Regions from separate parts of the Mus musculus genome. Here region 1 is linked to region 2. The links are chromatin loops, found by intact Hi-C in ENCODE. Cell type or tissue: gastrocnemius. All regions are shown on one strand. Links, peaks and the distances in the headings refer to the core of each region. The heading gives the core; the rest is flanking DNA.

What was found. A loop is a pair of places that touch in the nucleus more often than their neighbours do. Peaks named below come from ENCODE experiments on the same cell type or tissue, not always from the same donor. Only the 100,000 strongest peaks of a DNase experiment are listed, where the experiment ranks them.
Region 1: a loop joins it to region 2, with 6 times the contacts of the local background. A loop is called at or near these places in 35 of 42 quality-filtered maps.

Annotation. Positions count from the first base shown.
Region 1 is chr11:49,181,098-49,192,081 of GRCm38, forward strand. It overlaps Btnl9 (butyrophilin-like 9), which reads right to left and starts at 5,992. Exons shown (of 10, transcript NM_172793.2): 1 at 5,891-5,992; 2 at 1,869-1,995. The coding sequence starts at 1,974. In gastrocnemius, for the core only: a CTCF peak has its summit at 5,543 (motif pointing left); no DNase peak of the experiment used is centred there; H3K4me3 peaks cover 1,764 bases; H3K27ac peaks cover 1,171 bases.
Region 2 is chr11:49,266,647-49,277,630 of GRCm38, forward strand. It overlaps a transcript of Olfr1393 not described here. Among named protein-coding and RNA genes, the nearest start is that of Olfr1393, 8.0 kb to the right of the region's middle. In gastrocnemius, for the core only: a CTCF peak has its summit at 4,863 (motif pointing left); a DNase peak (open chromatin) is centred at 4,894.

The DNA of each region.
Region 1 (10,984 bases), core at 2,724-7,723, 85 kb before region 2:
AGAGATGCACTGTACAGAGAGGGACTAGTTATTGGTTTGAATCAATCAAGCAGATGCCATTTGAGGAGCTGTGTGTGGCCAGGGGAGCATGCTAAATACAATGTGTTTTGTGACTAACAAAATGTATGCCTGTGATAGAGAATTGCTGGTTTGTATAAGTGCACCAAGAAAAAGATCTTGAAAGAGAGAAACCATTTAGCTGATGGTGCTACGTTCTGGGCAGTGAGACTGGAGAGCCTTATTCTGTCCATGTCTTAGTAGAGTTGCCATCACTGTGATAAACACCATGGTTGAGAGCAACCTGAGAAGGAAAGGTCTCATTTACAGGTAAGTCAAGGCAGGACCTCAAGGCAAGACCCTGGAGGCAGGAACTGAAGCAGAGACCATGGGACCATAGGGGAGAGCTGCCTACTGTCTTTGTTCTTCATGGAGTCTTCAGTCTGCTTTCTTAGGCCCAGAATGTATAAGCAGAAAGGCTGGGCCTTTCTCTATCAATCACTAATTTAAGATGCCTCAGGCTTGCATGCAAGTCAGTCATAAAGAGCCATCTTCCCAAGTGTGCTTCCCACTGCTCAGATATCTCTGACTTGTGTCAAACTGACAATAAGCTAGCCTGGGCAGGCAGTTTTCACAACATTTATCAACAGAGTTCATATGTATAGCTTCTGTGTATTTTGGTATTTAAATGCCTACTGAACTCTGCCATTGAGAGAGACCTGTCATACTCTTTCATTTGATCGTTGGTCTTCTTTTCTGGTGCCTCCAGGTGGCCTCTCTGCTATCGTTAGTCGGCTTCCTCCTTTCTAAATTCAGCTAACACTTCTTCCCCAAACTCAAACATACTACATCTCTTTCCTCATCCTTCACTTTGCCTGTAGATCATGGACGTTTCTTGCTTTGTGTCATTTTGGGAAAAAGCAAAAACAAAAAACACCCAACAGCAACCTTTTACCTCCTGGACGAATCCCAGCCAATCCTGTCACCTTCCTACCAGGTTCCCTCTCCGGGGTCTCTTCAACTGTCCTTCTCACACACCTGAGATGCCTCTGTCTCTGTCTCTGTCTCTCTCTTCCATTTATCCTTCATCTATTAGCTTCCCAGGAAAGCAAGGCTGTCCAGGAAAGAGAACTGCTCTTCTCTGTGCTTGTTTTGTTCCAGGGAAGTGTATATGGGAAACAGGGGCTGGCAAACTGATGAAAGAGCATCAAGCAGTGTGGCTTTAACAACTGGGATTGAAGCAGTAAATAGTGCTATATAACTGTACTGGTTGGTATATAATTGTACTGGTTAATATGACTGTATTGGTTGGTATATGACTATACTGGTTGGTATATAACTACACTGGTTGGTATATAACTGTACTGGTTGGTATATGACTATACTGGTTGGTATATAACTATACTGGTTGGTATATAACTGTATTGGTTGGTATTTAACTGTACTAGTTGGTATATAACTGTACTAGTTGCTATATAGCTGTACTGGTTGCTATATAGCTGTACTGGTTGCTATATAGCTGTACTGGTTGGTATATAATGGTAATGGTTAGTGTATGTCCTAGTACTGAAGGGGCTGAGGTAAGAGGATTGAGAGTTCCAGGCCACCCTAGGCTGCATAGCAAGAACCTGTTTCAAAACAAAACAACAAAAGTTACAAAAGCAAAAGAAAAATAAACCAATCAACCGAACAACAATAACAAATTCCAAAACCCTGAGTGGGAATCTTTTGGCATTTTAGTAATTAGTATGGTCTGGTGCTGTATCATGAGAGCCCACTCCTAGAGGGCACCCAGCAGAAATAGGGGCAGAGTTTGGGTGCTCATATTCTACCTGGATGAGCTGACTATGGCTGCAGATCAAATACACTACCTGAGTTCACCTCCCACAACTGAAGGAAGAGAAGGTAGGTGAAGAAGATGCTGAGGCACCGAGGTATTTGCTTCAGAAACCCCAGAAATACTGAGAAATCTGCCATCTGTCAGCGGTGAGGGCCCACCTAGAAAATAATGAACATGCAGGGTAATATGGACGGTGACCCTTCACCCAGAGGGTCTGAGATTATATTCATTCTTTTATTTATTGTTATTATTATTAGCTAATTCTGGAGTTCCATATCAAGCTCATAGCTTCTTTTTAACTATGACAGGATATAAGAACTGATTCTAATTTTATCAGGTGATGCTGTTACCATTGGAACTCATGGTGCTGTGAGCAGACAGGGTTGAAGGGTCCCAGAGGAAGCAACGTATTGTTTGGACTCAGGAATGGAGCCATACATTGTGTGGAGGCTCAGTGTCACCCTCCTCTGGGTTAGTGACACTCCCCAGAGAATGGGAAATCTAGGAAGAATATCAAATGCAGCTTTATCTCCCTTCCTCCCCACTGCAGACCACTGGTGTACACATTCTTTGCCCTGGAACATCAGGTTCATAAAACAGGAAGACAGAGCTATTTTTTTCCAAAGCAGAGTATATATGGTGGCTACCTGCCAACCTTTGGGACATTCTGGTCAATTTCATCTATTCTGATCTTATTGGGGGCTAACTAGTCCCTGTTCTCATGTTTTTTGCATCTTTAGGCCCAGCTGATGGAGGGATACCATCTGGCAATCCCTTCTCTATCCTCTGGTCCAGAAAATTCAGACTCCTCTATCTCTTAAGTCCCTGTTGCGCTCTGTGTTAGCATCTAAGTCTAGCAACCAATGAGTCTAATGTGATGAGTGCATCTTGGGATACAGAGTCTCTCCACATCGCTTCTTTATTTAGGCGTAGGACTTCAGGCAGCAGACTTTGTAGCTGGGTGAACCTCAATCTTTGTGCTTGAGCAAAGGAAGGAAAAAGTCTAAGCCTCCTATGAGTTGACAAGATGCTGTTTAAATTGCATGTGATGGCACACACTTAAAATCCCAGCATGCAGAAGACTGAAGCAAAGTGATCATGAGTGTAAAGAGAGCCCTGGGCTAGCTAGCCAGAGTCTGTCTCAAACACAGAAATAAAGAAACACTCTATAAATAAAAGTCATCACCTTCTCCTCTCTCCACTTTCGAAACATCATTTTGCAGCTTTCTTCCAGAAAGGGTTCATCCCATCACGACTGTTCCTCGGGGGGAGGGCATATCCAGTGGATTTTTACTCTCTAATCCAACTCACATTCTACTCTGTCTTTTGCTACCACACTCGCCATTGTTTGGTGACCCCCAGATAGCCTTTGCTTCTGCTGAGCCCTAGCCATATGATCTGCAAAACTATGGACAAAGATGTAGGATTGCGCAGTAGGAAAGCAGTCAGAGGAGATGTAGGAAGGTTGATAAGGACTCCTCAGGGTGACTTATGGGCTAGAAGGACCCAGACTGGTAGGAACACAAGATGGGGTGCAGGAAGCAATGGTCTAAGAAATGAATGTACCACATTTGGGGCTTTGGAGCTCAGACTCAGAGGTTGCAGAGATAAGGCAGAGGAGCAAGTAAGGGCCACACCAATTGTGTTTCAGATGGACTCTTTAGAGGGAGGAAGGCTCATTCCCCTCTGGAGCCAACCTATCTGTTTTGATGGTCTGAATATACTGAGATTATTATTTGTGCGATAACTAACAAGACCAGAAGTCCTGGGCAAAGATGAAAGCTCCAAAGGGACAGTAATGTGCCTTGTCCACTGTGGCTGATGACAGAAGTGGGCACGTGCATGTCAGTGACAGCTCTGCAAAGTGGCAGCAAGGCATCCGAAGCCACACTGACTTTGTGTTTGTCACTCACCTTGTCTTCCCTTCCCTTTCATGCCTTGTTCTTATGGGCCAGACACAGCTTAGAGTCCCAAGAGAGCAAAGCCACACTAGGAACATCACCACCCAGATAGCACCTTGCAAAGCAAGCACTGGGGCATATGCAGTGGTCTGTTTGGATGAGCTACAATGTGAGGACTTAGTCAACTGTGTTAAGTGGTAGCTCTTGTCAGCCTAGAGGGAAAGTGTGTTCCTTCCAAAGGGGCAAGTACGTGAAGTGGTAGCTCTTGTTAGCTAAGGACAGTTTGTTCTTCCCCAAGGGGCAAGTAAATGGGGTAGCATGTTCCAGAATTGCTATCTGTAGTCATTTCTCTGTTGTGATAAACACGTGATTGCCATCACTGAAGCTATGGGGGGAAAAAGGTTAAAATATAAGGTGTATACGTGAACACACGCACACACACACACACACACACACACACACACACACACACACACACACTGAGGTAGAAGCTCCACTCTATCACCTCTAACTGTGTGTGAAAGTGTCCCACATGATTCAATTTCCCAACTTGTAATATAGGCTTATTGATGAAGGTAGTAATAACTTTGTCACCAGCCTCTTCACAGACAGGAGTCACAGGTACTCAGTGTCTGTTCACTACTCAGGGATAGCTATTGGATAGCCTTTAATCGAAAGCCAGTAGTCTGGAAACTTCCTGAAGTGACTAGAAAAGAGTACACACACACACACACACACACACACACACACACACACACACACACCATGTAAATTCCCACAAGCAATAAACATAAATTAAATACTTACTTATTGAACACTCACATATTCCGTCAGTATTACTACTACTTTTACCAAAAAGCCCAAATTATAGGTAGGTAAGCTGAGGCATGTGGGACACCTTCACACACAGCTAGAGGTGGCAGAGGGAGATTTCTTCCTCAGCTGTTGTTTACAGCATCTGTTTTTCTCTCCCAGCCTCTCCCCAGCTGTGCTGTGTCAGGTCTGGCTTCTGATTTCATTTGCATCAATAACTACAAACCATCATGCTGTTATGAGGCACCCAGCCTCAAGCAGTGCCATACCCACCCGCACTAAAGAAGAAACTAGGTCACAAATGATGAATTTAAATTTTACTGCCAAAGAAAAAGAATGAAAGCTTAAACCAAAGTGTCCCCAAGACTTTGTCATCAGCCTTTTAGACAGGAGTCATGGGACTTCAGTATCTGTTCAATATTCAGGGGTATCTGCTGGATAGCCTGTAATTGGAAGCCTGGAAATTTCCTGAAGGGACAAGAAGAGAGTTTCCTAAAGTGACTTTGTGTGCCATTCACCACACTACTCCCCACCTCAAGGCTCCTCTCCACCTTCCCTTCAGTTAAAGGCTTTGATCCTTCCCACAGCTTCCCCCAAGGAGAAACACTTTCTAGTTTTCACCACGTGTGCCAAGGTTGCCACGGGCTCCAGAGTCTGATCCAGGTGGAGAAGTTTGGCTGGAGAAAGGAGAAAGCTAGACACGCTGAATTGGGGTGTGGTGGTGGTGGAAGATGGAGACCTCGGTGAAGAGGCCTCAGACCTAGCTAAGTTGTCCCGGTGATCCCTTGGGATGCTACTTTCTGAAGCTATGAAGGACACAGAGCTCGTGCACACTGTAGTACTGAAGCCCACCTCTCACGTCTGCTGTTCTGCACTGTTGTTTTGCAAACCACAATCGGTACATTTCATCTTGCAGTTTATCCCCATAAGTTCCAAAGGGCAAATGAGACCTGCGCACTTCCTAATCCTTTCCCACTCCAGTGCCCTCTACTGCCCACTAGCTTGCATCAGTGTGATTTTACTTGGTCTATAAGAGGATTTCCATCCTCATAAAGAGCTGAGTCACTTTAAGAAGGGAGGACCAAAAGAATGAACCCTTTTCATCTGCAGGGGAAAAGGATGCATCGGAACTTTGCCTCCTCAGAGGAGCCAGCCTGAATGGGCATCTCCCCTAAGACAACCAAAACATCCCACGCACCCCAGCAACCAAACCACCAGAACTGGGTGATGAGAGCATATGTGATTCCACCTATGCTGTGCTTCCCCTAGGGTGCTTTCTATCTTTTTCTGCTTTCTGTTTCTAGAAGGTTCATACAAGTGTTGCAAAGGAGCCACGTACCTTTCAGGTAACAGAAGAAGATCCAAGCGGTAGAGGGATGCTGGCAATCTCACCTCCCTCTAAAGGGGGTGATTGTGAAATGTTAGTCCCTGATGCTAAGCTGCTTTGGATGTGGGCTGGCAGCTGGGTTCAGGAAGAGGATGCAGCTCACTGGTGACAAAATTACTCGCCCACCTTTCACCTTAGGACATAAACTATTGGTTCTGCCCTTTGTTATAAAAACCAAGATAGATAGAACAAAACGAGGAAGTCTCCGTCATATCCCGTCCTCGTGGAAAAAAATCTCAAGCTAAGTTCCCATAGAAAATGACCCTCCAGTGTCTTAAAAAGAGGCCAAAGGTGCCTGGGAACTTCGTTAGAACAGGCTGCATCTGCAGGTGGCTAAGAAGAGAAAAAGAATGCCCAAGCTGGCCATCCAGGATTTCTGGATAGATCAAGCTGGATATCCAGGGAGGCTGGATGGTGGTCCAAGGCCAGCCCCTCTAGCTTCCCAGTAACACTGAGACAGACTGCAGTCTCCATTAGAAGTTGGGAAGTGCTTGTGCCCAGCTCTGACTTAACCCATCATATCCCTCTCTGCAGGGAAACACCCGGCGGAAACCTCCTGGGAACACTGTCACAAGCAGACTTAGAACAGCGTTCATATACAGCGCGGAAACAGTGGGGTATAAGCATTTCTGCAGTGAAGCTGCACTCTACATGAAGCTGAATGCGAACAGAAGAGAGGCTGCTAGAGGTGGCGAATCTACCCTTCTCTTGAGTTTGTTCTATAAAGTGTGTCCTTCCTCTTCAAGACTCTCCAGTCACTTAACCTTCACCCCTTGCTCTTGCTTTCCCACAGTCCTCTCTCTGCATTCTCCATGTGGAGATCCTCCTAATCTCTCCACGGAGCCGGAAGGCAAAGCTGTGTCACACGCTCCGCCCATGCGCATGGCATTCTATAGGTCTCTTTCCTACCAATCGGCACTCTTTCCAAGATCCTACTCAAAATTCCTGCCTCTGATGGGTGGACTTGACCTCTTCCCATGTGCACACTTCTTTCTTCCCAGTCTTCGTGCAGGGGGTCTCTGAGACCGCCATAGCCTGCAGAGTATGGTCCATAGGAGCCGAGAAGGTAGTTTGGTTCAACACAATTAAGCAGCCGATATTGGTTCAAACTTTGGGCGTTTTACCCCCAAGTGGTTTATTTTAGGCATATGAATGCCCTACACATAAATAAATGTGCCTGCAATGGAAATCTGTGTAAAGTGCATATGATGCCTTCCAAAAAGAAAATAGGCTCTATGGATTGAGAAAAACAAGCTTATGATAAGGGTCTGGGGGAGGGTCCTGTGGGGTCTCAGACTCACAGACAGTACAAAGGTCATTAGGCTATTGACCGTGTCTGCTGCCAGCCTTCTGGGCAGCTAACGGGTTATGACTTCCTTCTTTCGAAGGATCAATCCTGTGTTTAGCACTCCAGACTCCCCAGGTGCTTATCTGTGAGCACAAGGACCTCTGGGCCGCCTATATCTCCCTCGTTTTTACTTTTTAAAGAAAAATTATGGTTGTAATAGAGTCCAAGGTTGAATGCATTACCTTCATGGCTGGTATAACTAACTAACACAGGCAAGGATAAAATAATTATAATAATAGCTAACAGAGAATCAAGGAAAGGGCAAAGCCATCTTAACATGATGGGTATTCAGAGGTCACTTGAGAGATTTTATCTCTTTATGCAAATCATGAATTTGACCTTCTGTAATGTGAGAGAAATCTAACACAATAAAGAAACATGTCAGGAAATTGTTGACAACCAAAATAATGCTCCAGCAACAAATTATCTATAGTAGCTTTATTTTGTAAAACTGTGACTCTAAATTCAACCATCTCTGGGTTAATTTCTGATAATATTTTTGCTATAATATTAGTAGTTTTACTACTAATTATATACTATAGTAATTATACAGGCCACTCTCTGTATTCCAGGAATCATTCCTGTGATTGGTAATAAGAAAGCTGCTGTGGATGCAACTATTACAGGGTCCCATAGATGCAACTTGGAGGGAAGTCTCTTAATTCTGCTGATCAATTGTAAAGCTTTCCTGGAAAAATGGATGTAATATGGCCTATCCCACATAACACCATTCACACAGATCCATCCCAAAGGCAGTTGTTTGCCAGAGGGAAGGGTATGGTTAGAGGTGGGATTACAATCAGGAGAGATATAAGTTATATATAATTTAAGATAACATGTAAAGCATATTCAATGTGATTAAAAAACAGCATTGACAGGAATATCAGGGGATCCTGGTGCAGATGGATTCTAATGCATATGAGTAACTCCTATGCTATATATATATATATATATATAATTATTATTATATATATATTATATATATTCCAGGAATAGATGGGTATCTTCTGATGCAAAAAGATTACTCTTGTTAGCTGTCAGACACCAAATGAAGCCAGAGTTTGTTTTATAAATCACTGGCAACAGATAGTGCTATTTTGCAACAATATCAACTTTGGTAAGCAGTATGACAGACAGTATTTTTTATCTTTATACAACTATAATTTCCACTAACAAAGCTTTCTAAAGAGTGATTAATTATGCTAAAATCCACACTATTACACCGGGCTGATCAACTAGATTAGTCCATCCACAATATCCTCCATTAATATTCCATAAGTAACAAAATTTCTTAAGCCATTTGCCTTTATAAATAGGACCGTTATCAGATTTTAGTTGTAATGGGAGTCCTGGAAAGGAAACATATATAATAAATGATAATGGTATCTGAGGTTGCTTCACCCTTGTAAGCAGAAGCAACACATCATATTAGAAAAAGTATCAACTGTTACACGGACATATTTTAAACGTCCAAATTCTAAGATATGAGTAATGTCTGTTTGCCTAATGGTGTTAGGTTTCAACTCTCGAGCATTAATTATGCCAGCAGATGGCGGCAGTGTGAAAGAAGAACGTGATGGTCTGTCGAGCCTGCTCCCTAGGTAAAAAGATTATACCTGTATTTGATGAAGTACCAGAGATTTTTGAGCAGCCTAAAAATAAAGTATTAGAGGTAGGGAATAGGTCAGTGCATAGGTTCGAGCATTATCAAATATTAATGGGCCTGGCAGATTAGATTGAGCATGAATATGAGTTATGAAAATGTTGAGACTGGTTGTCTCTTTGAAGGGAGTAACATTAGTAATAGGGTTGGGTTAAGGCTTGCAGTTTCTAAAAGAGAAACCGTTTGAGCACAATACACAGAGCCAGTTAAAATATTTAGTGGCTGAGAAACAACTAATCAACACTGATTGATTACAGCGAGTTCAGACTGTTGAGTGTACAACCAGCGGTGGGTATAGTCTTCTTTGTGAGGAGTGTGTGGAATTTGTATATAAAACACAAACTCCTTGTCCTTTTGAAGATCCATCCACCTGCAAGACAGACTGAGAACTGTTGCTGCAGGCTCTTTACCAGTAAGCTGTTTAAGATATGCCCTTCTTATCATTGTCAAGCCTATAAGTTCTTATAAGTAAGGAGTTGCAGATCATGGCAGAGAATTATGGTACGCATAAATTTCTATACCATCACCTCATCATTCCAGTAGGTGGTGAGCAGGAAGGAATGATAAGTAATTGATAAGGAAGAAAGGGATTAATGACATGAACATGAAGTATTTGCTACAGCATGATTTAATAAACCAATAGCTCTCTCTGCTTCAGGTGTTATGTTTCTTGCAGCATTTAACTGGGAGTTTCTGGAAAGCAACTTAAAGAATGGAGCCAATCCTCAGTAGTAATAGGCATAGAAGAGTGCTCCCAAATGACGTGGCCATACATTTTTTTGTAAGTAGTCGAGGGTATATTGTTAGGAATGTTTTAGGCTGAGAGGATGATGGCTAATTAATTATTGAGCAATAACATATCCGAAATAATTATGAGGTGATTGCCTTATTTTACTCAGATCTATGTTCAAATTTTCATGAAAGTTATGTACTCATTTAAGTATTGATTAAATGAGCAAGAGATGGGGATGTCTTTCCCAAGATCCCATTCAAAATTCCTACTTCTGATGGGCATTCTGACAGGCAAAGATCCTCTCCCTGTGTGCATATCTCTTACCCCTTAGTTTGAACTTTCATAAATGTCTCGTTGAGGCACATTGGCATGAGGCACATTTCCTCTGTGTGCCTGCTTCCTTTCCAAGCACTCTTACTCCTCCTGGAGTCCAGGGATCCGTGCTTCTTGGCCTGTGACATATTCTGCATTCTAAATGCCAGTGAGTCACTTGGATTGCCATGCAGGAGAGAATTTCATGAGACAGACATAAGTTATGCTTCAAACTGGACTAAGGATTTCTTTTCCATAGCTACTAGCCTTGATCTAACTTTACATTCCAAAATAAGCTCAGCTCAGTCACTGTGTGTTATAATCCTGTGTACTTTCATGTTGACCTAACTTTACATTCCAAAATAAACTCAACTCAGTCACTGTATGTTACGACACCGTGTGCTTTCATGTTGGCCTACCTTTACACTCCAAAATAAACTCAGCTCAGTCACTGTGTTATAATCATTTGTACTTTATTTTCTGAATTTGCAAAATTTTGACATCCTTTCATGTTTTTGGCTTTGAGTAACCTTGCTGAGGTGTTACCTTTTTTTTTTTTTTTTTTTTGCACTGCTCTTGTTTATTTCAGCACTAACATTATATCAATCCAACAGTGGGTTTAACATTTGTATTCTGCTTGCTAAAAATTTGATGTACGAATGTGTCTATTTCTCTCTTTAAACATTTGGTTGCTTTCACTTAAAAAAAAAAAAAAAGTGTGACTTCGGTGTCGTCTGTGTAGCAAGACTGATTTAAAACCCACCGGAGTACGGGGCATTTGTGAAATGTTTTAACCTCTTAGATTTCTGTTTCATATTTTTCCATGATATGTTTGTTCAGCTACATTCAAATGTGAAGTTATTTCAGGCAGTTTAAATATATACCCCATCTGTACTTCTTCCCTTCTTCCCTGTGCCATAGAATTGGGCCAGTTCTCTTGGTTTGGATGTTTGTTGCTAGATGCTCATTGGTATCAATAGCATTTTATAT
Region 2 (10,984 bases), core at 2,580-7,579:
AAAAAACAAAGGCGGTGGAGGTGATGTAGGCCTGGCATAGTGGCTTCTGATGTTATCAGGGCCTCAGATACCTGTGTCGGGCTCACCCTCCTTAGCACAAGGCCTCCGTTCTAAGTGTCATTCCTTGGCTGCAAGAGTTCCAGCTAACACACACACACACACACACACACACACACACACACACTCACATACACACACACTCACACGTTAGGCTGGGAGAAAGGAAGACAGGCCAGAGGAGGGTCTGCAGTCAGTGCCTGATCAAAGGTTCACGGCCACTAACAACACACAGGCGTGCTGTCAGCAAAAGAGATTACGAAAGAAATCCACCAGCTGAGTTGATTTTTAGTTAAACATTATTACCAAGAAAAACAGGAGTGAAGGTTATGCTTTAAGAATCCTGCCTGACCTGGAAAAGGTAAAATTAAATTCCCGGGAACCCTCACTGGCTTTGGTGAGAACTGTCCTGCTGTCCTGTCGTGGTGGTGAGACTCTCAAGGTCACACAAGAGTAGTTTTCTTAAAGGCCACACACATCTCCAGAAGTGCCGATTGACAGGAAACACACACCGATGAACCAAGGCGTCATCTTCAACGTGTGGCTCTCCGCTCGCCTTCCAAGATGGATCTAGGCATCAGGAAAGGGGAAAGGAGGTGCACACACGCGCACACACACGCATACGCAAGCTAGAACTCACCACAACCCTCCATTCTTTCCCAGAAGAGAACAATTAGCACACACTGGGAACAGTTGACTCCATCCTACTCAAGGCTCCAACAGAAGTCATTGACGGTACATTAGTCCCTTTATGCCACCATAACAAAATAGTAGACACAGATCATCTCGGAAGTAGAGGTTTATTTTGGCACGTGATTTGGAAGGTTCAAGTCTAAGCCGGGCCACTTGGCTGCCTGGTGGGAGGATGCGTGTGTCACTGTGACTGCTCACATCTCCAGCTAAGAAGCAGACCGATGAGATAGGCCAGGGTCCTACCGCTTGCTTTAGGGAGCACAACTCCAAGTGACTGTAGATCTCCCTGTCCAGCACACGACTCTGGGGACCAAGCCTTACATATGGCTCTCTGGAGGGTGTCCAATGTCTGGCTATAACAACAACAAAGAAGCTTGTGGGATTTCTGCCTGTATTGCTTAGAACAATGAGTCTCATTCTTCCTAAAGCTGCTACACTTTAATACCATTCTTCAAGTGGTGGTGACACCAAACAAAATTATTTCAATGCTACTTCATAACTAATTTTGGTACTGTTATAAATTGTAACGTAAATATCTGATATGCAGGATATTTGGCGTCTGGTTGAGAACTGCTGGCTTAGAACCTTGGGCTAAAAGCTAAGCGTGTAAGAAATCTCACTGTTCTGGGACCACCTCACGGGAGAGGCCAGATGGGAAGGTTAGTGGGCAGGAACATCTGCTGCCGTGTGAGCGAACCGTCTTCCATATTCAGTCCTGTGGAGCCTTTTGAAACTCCAAGCCTGGGTCAGTATCTGCTACAACTTGGTGTGAAGCAGCAGCTAGCCAGCCGGTCAAAGCCAGTCAGCCCTCCTCAATGTTTAACCCATGACCAGCAAAATGAATGGTTATTTTTAGCTGCTGTTTGAAAGTTTTTGATAAGTTAAAATAGTAACCGGTTGGTTAACCGGTCGGCTTTCCTGTTCTGTCCTTGAAGTGGAGAAGTCTCTGCAACCGGAATGGAATGCTTAAACAAATGTTTCGCGGATGAGAAATTCCAGACATTTATCCATTAGTACCGAAGGGTGAGTATGGTGTTCTCAGTGATGCTCACTCTATTACTAAGGTAGAAATTATCTTTGAATTAATGGGTATATTCTTTTATTCACGCCCAGCTTTTTCCAGTTTTATATTTGAAGTATTTTTTTCAAGTTTTTAATTATGAGAATTTAAACCCGTAGGGACATCGAAAGATTAGTGACCCACATTTTTTTCCACTGAGATAATACAAGAATCAATACTTTGTCACCTGCCAGCTACACACATATTATACCCCAGCGCCTGTATCTGTCTCATCAAATACAAGGTCACAGGGCAAATCTTTTAAAACTAACTTTTAAAATTAATTAATTCACACATGGGGCACTGGTTTTCTCTGTGGCATCTTCACATGTGTATGCCACCATTTGTTGTTCTTTTGTCCCCCCTTCTCTGCTTGCTCAACACCCCACCCCCGCCCTCTTCCTTTTTTTTTATTACGTATTTTTCTCAATTACATTTCCAATGCTATCCCAAATGTCCCCCACCCCCCCCCACTCCCCTACCCACCCATTCCCATTTTTTGGCCCTGGCATTCCCCTGTACTGGGGCATATAAAGTTTGCCTGACCCAATGGGCCTCTCTTTCCAGTGATGGCCGACTAGGCCATCTTTTGATATATATGCAGCTAGAGTCAAGAGCTCTGGGGTACTGGTTAGTTCATAATGTTGTTCCACCGATAGGGTTGCAGATCTCTTTAGCTCCTTGGATACTTTCTCTAGCTCCTCCAAAATTCAGGTGACAGCAGATGCTGGCGTGGATGTGGAGAAAGAGGAACACTCCTCCATTGTTGGTGGGATTGCAGGCTTGTACAACCACTCTGGAAATCAGTCTGGCGGTTCCTCAGAAAATTGGACATAGTACTACCGGAGGATCCAGCAATACCTCTCCTGGGTATATATCCAGAAGATGTCCCAACCGGTAAGAAGGACAAATGCTCCACTATGTTCATAGCAGCCTTATTTATAATAGCCAGAAGCTGGAAAGAACCCAGATGCCCCTCAACAGAGGAATGGATACAGAAAATGTGGTACATTTACACAATGGAGTACTACTCAGCTATTAAAAAGAATGAATTTATGAAATTCCTAGCCAAATGGTTGGACCTGGAGGGCATCATCCTGAGTGAGGTAACCCAATCACAAAAGAACCCCACCCTCTTCCAAACCACTCTCCTTTCTTCTTTTGTGGGCGCTGAGTCCAGCGGTTCTCAACTTCTGGGTCTCGACCCTCGTGTGAGTGTGAGTGTGTGTGTGTGTATACGTGCATGCACACACAGGCGAACGGCCCCTTTCGCAGGGTCGCATATCAAATATCCTGCAGATCAGATATTTACGTTATGATTCATAGCAGTAGCAAAATTAGAGATATGAAGTAGCAACAAAAATAATTTAATGGTTGGGGGTCACCACCATATGAGGAGCTGTTAAAGGGTCGTGGCACTAGGAAATGCCAAGAACCACTGCCTTATACTGTTACCCTCACTTCTGCCTCTAAGATCTCTTCCTCTTTTCTCAGGTCATGGTCGTCTTTCTTTCAACACACGCATGCGCACACTTAAATCAATGTTCTACATGAGAGGAAAGACGGTATTTGTCTTTCTGAGTCTGGCTCATTTCGTGTAGCAAAACAATCTCCGGATCTCTTTACTTCACCCTGAGTGTTATGATTTGATTTTTTTTCTTACAACTAAAGAAATTCCATTGTATGCGCACACCACATGTCCCTTAGGTGTTGATCTGCCTGATGGACATCCAGGCGGCTGCATTTCTCAGCTCTTGTAGACATCAACAATGTAGGCGTACTGGTATCTGTGAGGTATGTAGACCCAGAATCCTTCAGATATATATGCAGGAGTGGCACAGCTGAGTCATATTTTATATTCTATTTCCCTAACTCTTTTTTTAAAAATATATTTATTATATATAAGTACACTGTAGCTCTCTTCAGACACACCAAAAGAGGGCATCAGATCACATTACAGATGGTTGTGAGTCACCATGTCATGCTGGGATTTGAACTCAGGACCTCTGGGAGAGCAGTCAGTGCTCTTAACCACTGAGCCATCTCTCTAGCACTTAGTTCTATTTTCAATAAATAGTGCAGTATAAGACACATGTTCCCACACCATCCCCAGCATTTGTTTTCCTGGCGATAGCCCTTTCGACTGGGATGAGATAGGACATCAAAGCAGTTTTACTTTGCATTTCCTGCTGGCTACAGATATTGACATTTCAAACAGTTTGAAGTATCTGCTGGTCACGTGAGTCTCCTTTGAGGTAGTGTCTATCCAGATCTTCACCCCATTTGATTGGATGATGGTGGGGCGCTACTTTTCATCAGTTCTTTATTTATAAATATTTTAGTAACCATGAAGCAATGTGTTAGTTTCAATACAACTGTGAAATGTAGAAAATTAGAAGCAAATGAAATTCATTCATAATTTCACTTCCTAGATTTAATTTTTAAAATATTTTTATTAGGTATTTTCCTCATTTACATTTCCAATGCTATCCCAAAAGTCCCCCATACCCTCCCCCCCACTCCCCTACCCACCCACTCCCACTTTTTGGCCCTGGTGTTCCCCTGTACTGGGCATATAAAGTTTGCAAGTCCAATGGGCCTCTCTTTCCAGTGATGGCCGACTAGGCCATCTTTTGATACATATGCAGCTAGAGTCAAGAGCTCCAGGGTACTGGTTAGTTCATAATGTTGTTCCACCTATAGGGTTGCAGATCCCTTTAGCTCCTTGGGTACTTTCTCTAGCTCCTCCATTGGGGGCCCTGTGATCCATCCATTAGCTGACTGTGAGCATCCACTTCTGTGTTTGCTAGGCCCCAGCCTAGTCTCACAAGAGACAGCTATATCTGGGTCCTTTCAGCAAAATCTTGCTAGTGTATACAATGGTGTCAGCATTTGGAAGCTGATTATGGGATGGATCCCCGGATTTGGCAGTCTCTAGATGGCCCATCCTTTCGTCACAGCTCCAAACTTTGTCTCTGTAACTCCTTCCATATGAAACAAGTGTGTAGTTGGACTTTGGTCTTCATTAGGCAGGAGTGCCCTCTCGTGGTAATTTGAAAAAATTGCACTAGGCGGGAATTTGCAAGGTCTCTTGAGGTTTGGTTGAATTGACTAGACTCAGAGTTTCTGAAACTGCTGAAGATACTGATGTCCCGCCCCCAGGGCTTCCATCTCTAACAATAGCTGCCCATCTCCTCTCCTGGTCTGGCAGCTCAACAACTCAGTCAGATGGCCACACATTGAAGTCAGTACCTTTCTTCCCTAGCGGAGCCGATACCTGTTTTTCCTTAGGTTCATTCCCTTCTCCCTCAGTTCGTCCTTCTTGCCCCTCCCTCCATTTGTCTTATGTACATGTCATACCTTCTAGAACTTTTCATATGGTTTACTCTTGATATTTTTCAGCCTATCAACTTTGGCTCTGTTGCAAATTAGTAAGTTCTCTATGATTGCTATTCTAAAATACTTTAAAAATACTTTCTTCTTCTCACAAAGTTAAGAGCAAAAAAAAAAAGGCCCTAGTCCTATCACTTAGAAGCCATTGACTAGAAAGACACAGGCAGGAAGCTACACACTTTCTGCAAGCAAACACGTTTCACAGACATTGAGTTGATCTGTTGTGTCCCTGCATTTGTTGGTATGCAAGAATAGGAACAATTCTTTCTCTGGGGAATAAAGTGAATAAAGTTATTGTAGTTTAGAACTTCCAAGATTTATTGTGACAAACCTGTCAGGAAGAAGTAAGATGGAATTGTTTGTCGCTGTGCTGAGCACACAGTGAGCCAGCAGGAAGAAGAGAATAGTCTGTGATCTGGTGGTAAGAGGGCCGCCTACATGTCTAGTCTCTTTTTGCACAGGGGAGAACACTAGTATCCACCCAGTTCCCTTCACTAGTTTATGCTTTCGTCTGTATTCTCTCTCCCCCAAATCCTGTTGTCAGCTCAGAACAGGCTGTCTCCTTTTGGAAGCACAGGCTACCCCACTGTGGGGCAGGGAGGTCAGTGTACCTGTGTGTTCGCCTGGAAACAATTTCTGCCTTCCACCCTTTATCACCACATAGTGTAAAAATTGATCAAAGTGGAGGTTAAAAACTGTATTGATGGAATCCTATCATTCAGTTGGAATGTGGGTTCCCCTTAGGGGGGCAAGAAATGCACACAATTCAAAGTAAGATAATGCTAACTTCTAACCACAGACTCCTGGGGTCCCTCGAAGCTTTGTTTTACTGGAAGGCTTATGCTGAATCCTAGAGGTCTGGGTACCCAGCAGACCTTGATATCAGGAGGTTTTCATACCTTCAAAGCCCAAGGAGGAGCACCTGTCCTTTCCCCTGCACCTCCATCTTTTTTCCTAATTGTAAAATGTATACGCATTACAGACAATGTGGTAAAGATAGTCCCTGCACTTTAATCACTAGCAACATTTCTGTCTTTCACTACTTCTCTGCAAGAATTCTAAGACAGCTATCACGGGAACTGGAGAGTTGGCTCAGTGGTTAAGAGTATGGACTGGTCTTGCAGAGGTCCAAGTTCCCTTCCCAGCATCACGTTGGGTGGTTGACAACTGCCAGCAACTCCAGCTCCAGGGGATCCAATGTCCTTTTCTGGGGGCCCTGTAGTCAGTTACGTGCCCGCGCCATGCACGGACACAGAAGCACATCATCATTGCAGAGTTACTTATACGGCTCTCTTCCTTATGAGAAAAGAAGCTGCCGTGAGCACCAAACCACTTGTACAAGTGCAAGTCAGAACCTGATACAAACGGAAGATGAGGAAAAGCCACTCATGAAATTAAAAACAAACAAACAAACAAAAAATTATCAAGAGGTAGTGGTACAGGCCTTTAAATCCCAGCACTTGGGAGGCTGGTGGATCTTGAAATTCAAGGCCAACCTGGTCTACAGAGTGAGTTCCAGGACAGCCAAGGATATATATTGTAAATATTGTATATGATAAAAATGATATTTATATATATTTGGTAAATATTCATGCACACACATGCACACACACACACACAGTTTTCTCAGTTCTTCTCCCCCCACTTTTCTCCACAAGGAATAAATCAGACAAAAGAAATGTCTCTCGATTTACTGTGGGTTTGTGAGAGCGGTCTTATTTTGGCTTGGATTCAAGGAGACTGACTCAGTGCGGATGAGTTAGAATGGGAATTCTTAGGGACACAGGCATGAATATTAAGCAGAGACAGGAAACAGCTCAGTGCTGGAGTATGGGAGTGCATGCCTTGAATCCCAGCACTGCAGAGGCAGGAGGAGGCAAGAGGAGGCAGGAGGAGGCAGGAGGAGGCAGGAGGAGGCAGGAGGAGGCAGGAGGAGGCAGGAGGAGGCAGGAGGAGGCAGGAGGAGGCAGGAGGAGGCAGGAGGAGGCAGGAGGAGGCAGGAGGAGGCAGGAGGAGGCAGGAGGAGGCAGGATGCAGGAAGATGCCTGTGAGTTTGAAGCCAGTCTGATCTGTGTAGAAAGGTCCAGGCCAGCCAGGGTTACACAGTGAGTCTCAAAACCACATCCCCCACCTCAAAATCATGACTTATGTAATTTATACATTATGCACAAAGGCGCCAGTGTCTATAAGCACACTCAGACTGTTCACTAAATCCTTAGCAAACCCTTGCAGAAGCAGAGCCGTGCCAAGCTGTCAGAGAAAAACAGTATTTTGACCTAGGCCACACTGGGTCAGCCGAACATGCCACTTCTAAGCAAGTTGACGGGGACCGGCAGCTGATTGCTTGGTGGATGGGCTTTCTGTGTCCCTGGATTTCCCCTCATTGGGACTACAGCCAGCCGCGCTGCTGTCCCCTTGGGAAGCCAACCTGCCAATGGACTGATGTGTGTTTAATTTACTGCTCTCTTCAGCTGACTTGTCTCCCTGCTAGTGGCTTCCGACAGGGGATTCTGGGAAAAGAGAAACGGCCCATCTCTGTGCTGGTGACTGCTGGCCTTATCAGAGGCCTCCCCTTGAGACGTTCTCAGATGTTATTGAAATTCAGCTCACCCCCAAATTTCTCATGCCAGACTCGGTTGGAATCAATTCCTGCCTCTGCTGTTAGCTGGGCCAGGGTGGAAGCATGTCCGTGGCTGTCTCATCCTCATTTAAATTCCTGATGCTTTTATGAGGGGGAGTGTTGTTGTTGTTTTGTTTTGTAACACACTAAACTGCAACAGCAATACAAACGAACAAACAACCCCCTCAAAAAAAAAAAAAACTACAGCAAATCACTCATTATAGTGTTAACATGTCTATTTCATTGCTAGTCATGTATGTTGTTTTATTTTTCAAAAAATCTGTAATGTGGTTAATTACCTCTTTAATTTCTGGTATTTCATAATAAGAAGAAAATTTACTGCATACAACTATATACTTAATTTTTAATCACTGCCTGCTTTTTAAGGGAGACCTGTGGCAAACACTAAGTCCTAGAATTAGTGTTTTTTATAACCCTTCACTGTATTCTGCACATCCACAGGATTTATCTATTTACTAATTTATGCCTGGAATCAAGTGCTTCTCCTACCCTAGACCAGCAGTTCTCAACCCATGGATGGCAACCTCTTCGGAGGGTTGAATGACCCTTTCACAGAGTCTCCTACGACCATCGGAAAACACAGATATTTACATTACGATTCACAACAGTAGCATAATTACAGTAAGGAAAGACGAAGGGTCACCACAACACAAGGAACTCGATTAGGGTCTCAGCATTAGGAAGGTTGAGAACCATTGTAGTCTAGACCCTTTCCTGTGCCTGGATAGCTGACAGGCTAGATAGCCGTAGGCACCCTGGCTGAGTCGGACGGTGAGGGTTTGAGCCTTCCTGGAAGCTGGGCTGAGGGCAAGGCAGTGGAGATGTAAGAGCTGCCCTGAGGCCTCATTTGTTTTCTTGTCTGGGATGGGTCTTTCAGAGGGCCAAGCAGCTGGTGTAAGTCAGGGGGAGAGAAGCCTATTCTGGAGGGTAACAGGTTGAGTTGTGAGCTTCATCTTCATTATTCACAGATGAGAGAATTTCCTGCTGGGTTGTTGGGAAGATTAAAGCCTTGGACTTGCGAGCATATTTCATGGCAACTAGTCTATGTCCAGTGAGTACTCGGTACAGTTGCCCAAATTCTGCTGCAGTGGCGGTTGATCACCCTGATCCTGGTGAGTGGGACTGGGAAGGGAGAACAGATGGCAGCTGACTGACAAGAAAGGAGTGTCTTACCAGGAGGTTTGACCTCCACTGAGGATGAACAAGACTAGTTGCAGGATCCACACCTGGGTTCCCAAGTGACGGCTCCATCAATGCGGTCTGCAGTCAGAAGGGACGGAAGGTGTTCCAGAATGCTGAAGAAGGCACAGCTCCCAAGGATAGATGGAGGCTTGCATGGGGAAGCAAGAGAATTGGATGGTCCAGACATGACTTGACCTTGTCAAGCCTTTGATTTCCTAACTGCAAAGTAGGGACTCCCTTGTGCTGCTTGATGGTACTGTGAAGAGTGAGAAGCAGTTTCCAGTGTTGAAGACAGGCACATGCCAGATGCGATAGATAACCCAGGAAAGCTCTTCTTCCATCTAATTGGATGGCAGATGTCACGAACAATAAAACACAAATAAACAGGCCTTGGTGTTTCCCTGTACTCTGCTGCCTGTGAGCAGTTTGCTAAACAGAAGCTAACTAACTAACACAGGGAGAGCTGCTAGAAGGGGAAAGAGTAGCTGGCACATTAGTCTTCATTCTGCTACAGGTTTCTTAAACAGTTTACTTGCTGGGTGGTGATAGGACACGCCTTTTAATCCCACCACTGGGGAAGCAGAGGCAGGCAGAGCTCTGAGTCTGAGGCCAGCCTGGTCTACAGATCAAGTCCCAGGACAGCCAGGGCTACTCAGAGAAATCCTGTCTTTAGAAAAAAAAAAGTCCTTATTTATCTTATTAAATTTATTTATGTACTAGAGGGCATGTGAGTACCACCTGTGGAAGTCAGAGGATAACTTATGGCAGTCAGTTCTCTCTGGTCATTAGGCTTGGTAGCAAATGCCTTTACCCACTGAGCCACGAGCCACCTCTGTGAGGAGCCGCCCTCACATTCGCCATTACAAGATGGTGCTGACATCCTGTGTTCTAAGTAGTAAACAAATAATCTGCGCATGTGCCGGGGTAGTTTTCCACTCCATGTGCTCTGCCTTCCCTGTGACGACAACTCGGCCGATGGGCTGCAACCAATCAGGGAGCAACACGTCCGAGGCGGAAGACAATTCTCCATAAAAGGGACAGGGTTTCGCCATTCGCTCTCTTCCTCCTGAAGAAGTAAGCAATAAAGCCTTTTGCTGCAGAAGATTCCGGTTGTCTTGAGTGTGTTCTTGCCAGCGAGGACAAAAGCTCGAGATACACCTCCCCTCCCCAGTCTGCTTTATCCTTTTAAAGTTAAAATTGCTAACATTTCAAAACAGATATGCTCAAGCTGTAAATGTTTTTTTGTGTGTCTGTGTCTCTTTGTGTATGTCTATGTGAAGCTCTCTCTCTCTCTCTCCCTCTCTCTCTCTCTCTCTCTCTCTCTCTCTGTGTATGTGTGTGTTTGTGTTTGTTTGTGTGCATGCGTGCCTGCCTGCCTGTCCATTTGTCTATCTGTCTATGACCTAGTGGTCTTATTTCTGGGAAAGATGGAATGAACAGACTCTATTTTATCTCTCCCATTAAAACCAACTATAATTTGAAGACAGAAAACATAAATTTTTATTATTTGAGTACCTGAAAATTAATGGGCCGATTGGGGTGGGGGAATGAATTTTAAGACCAACAACCTAGCAGTGATTTTATTGCCCTCCCTTTTGTATCCACTTGCCTCAGTACAATATGGTTTGAAGCCTAGAAGTGGACACTGGGCACACATAGGCTGTTCCAGGAGAAACTTGTAGTTCTGCCCAAGAATGGAAAGCCATTGGGGCTGAGAGTCATAGATAAGTAAGACTTATCTAGGATCAGCTGGGCTCCAAGCCCTCCATACCACAGATGAAGTCAGAACCAAAAGAATGGTAAGGGAATTCTGTATACTCTGGGAAGGAAGGGGGTCCAATTATCACTCTTGTGTCCCAGGACCCCAAACAAAGTGTTTAGTGAAAACAGTGCGAGAGGAGAAACTGAACAATTCCAAAAGGAGACTGAGAAAGAAAATCATTTACCTCCAAGCAAAG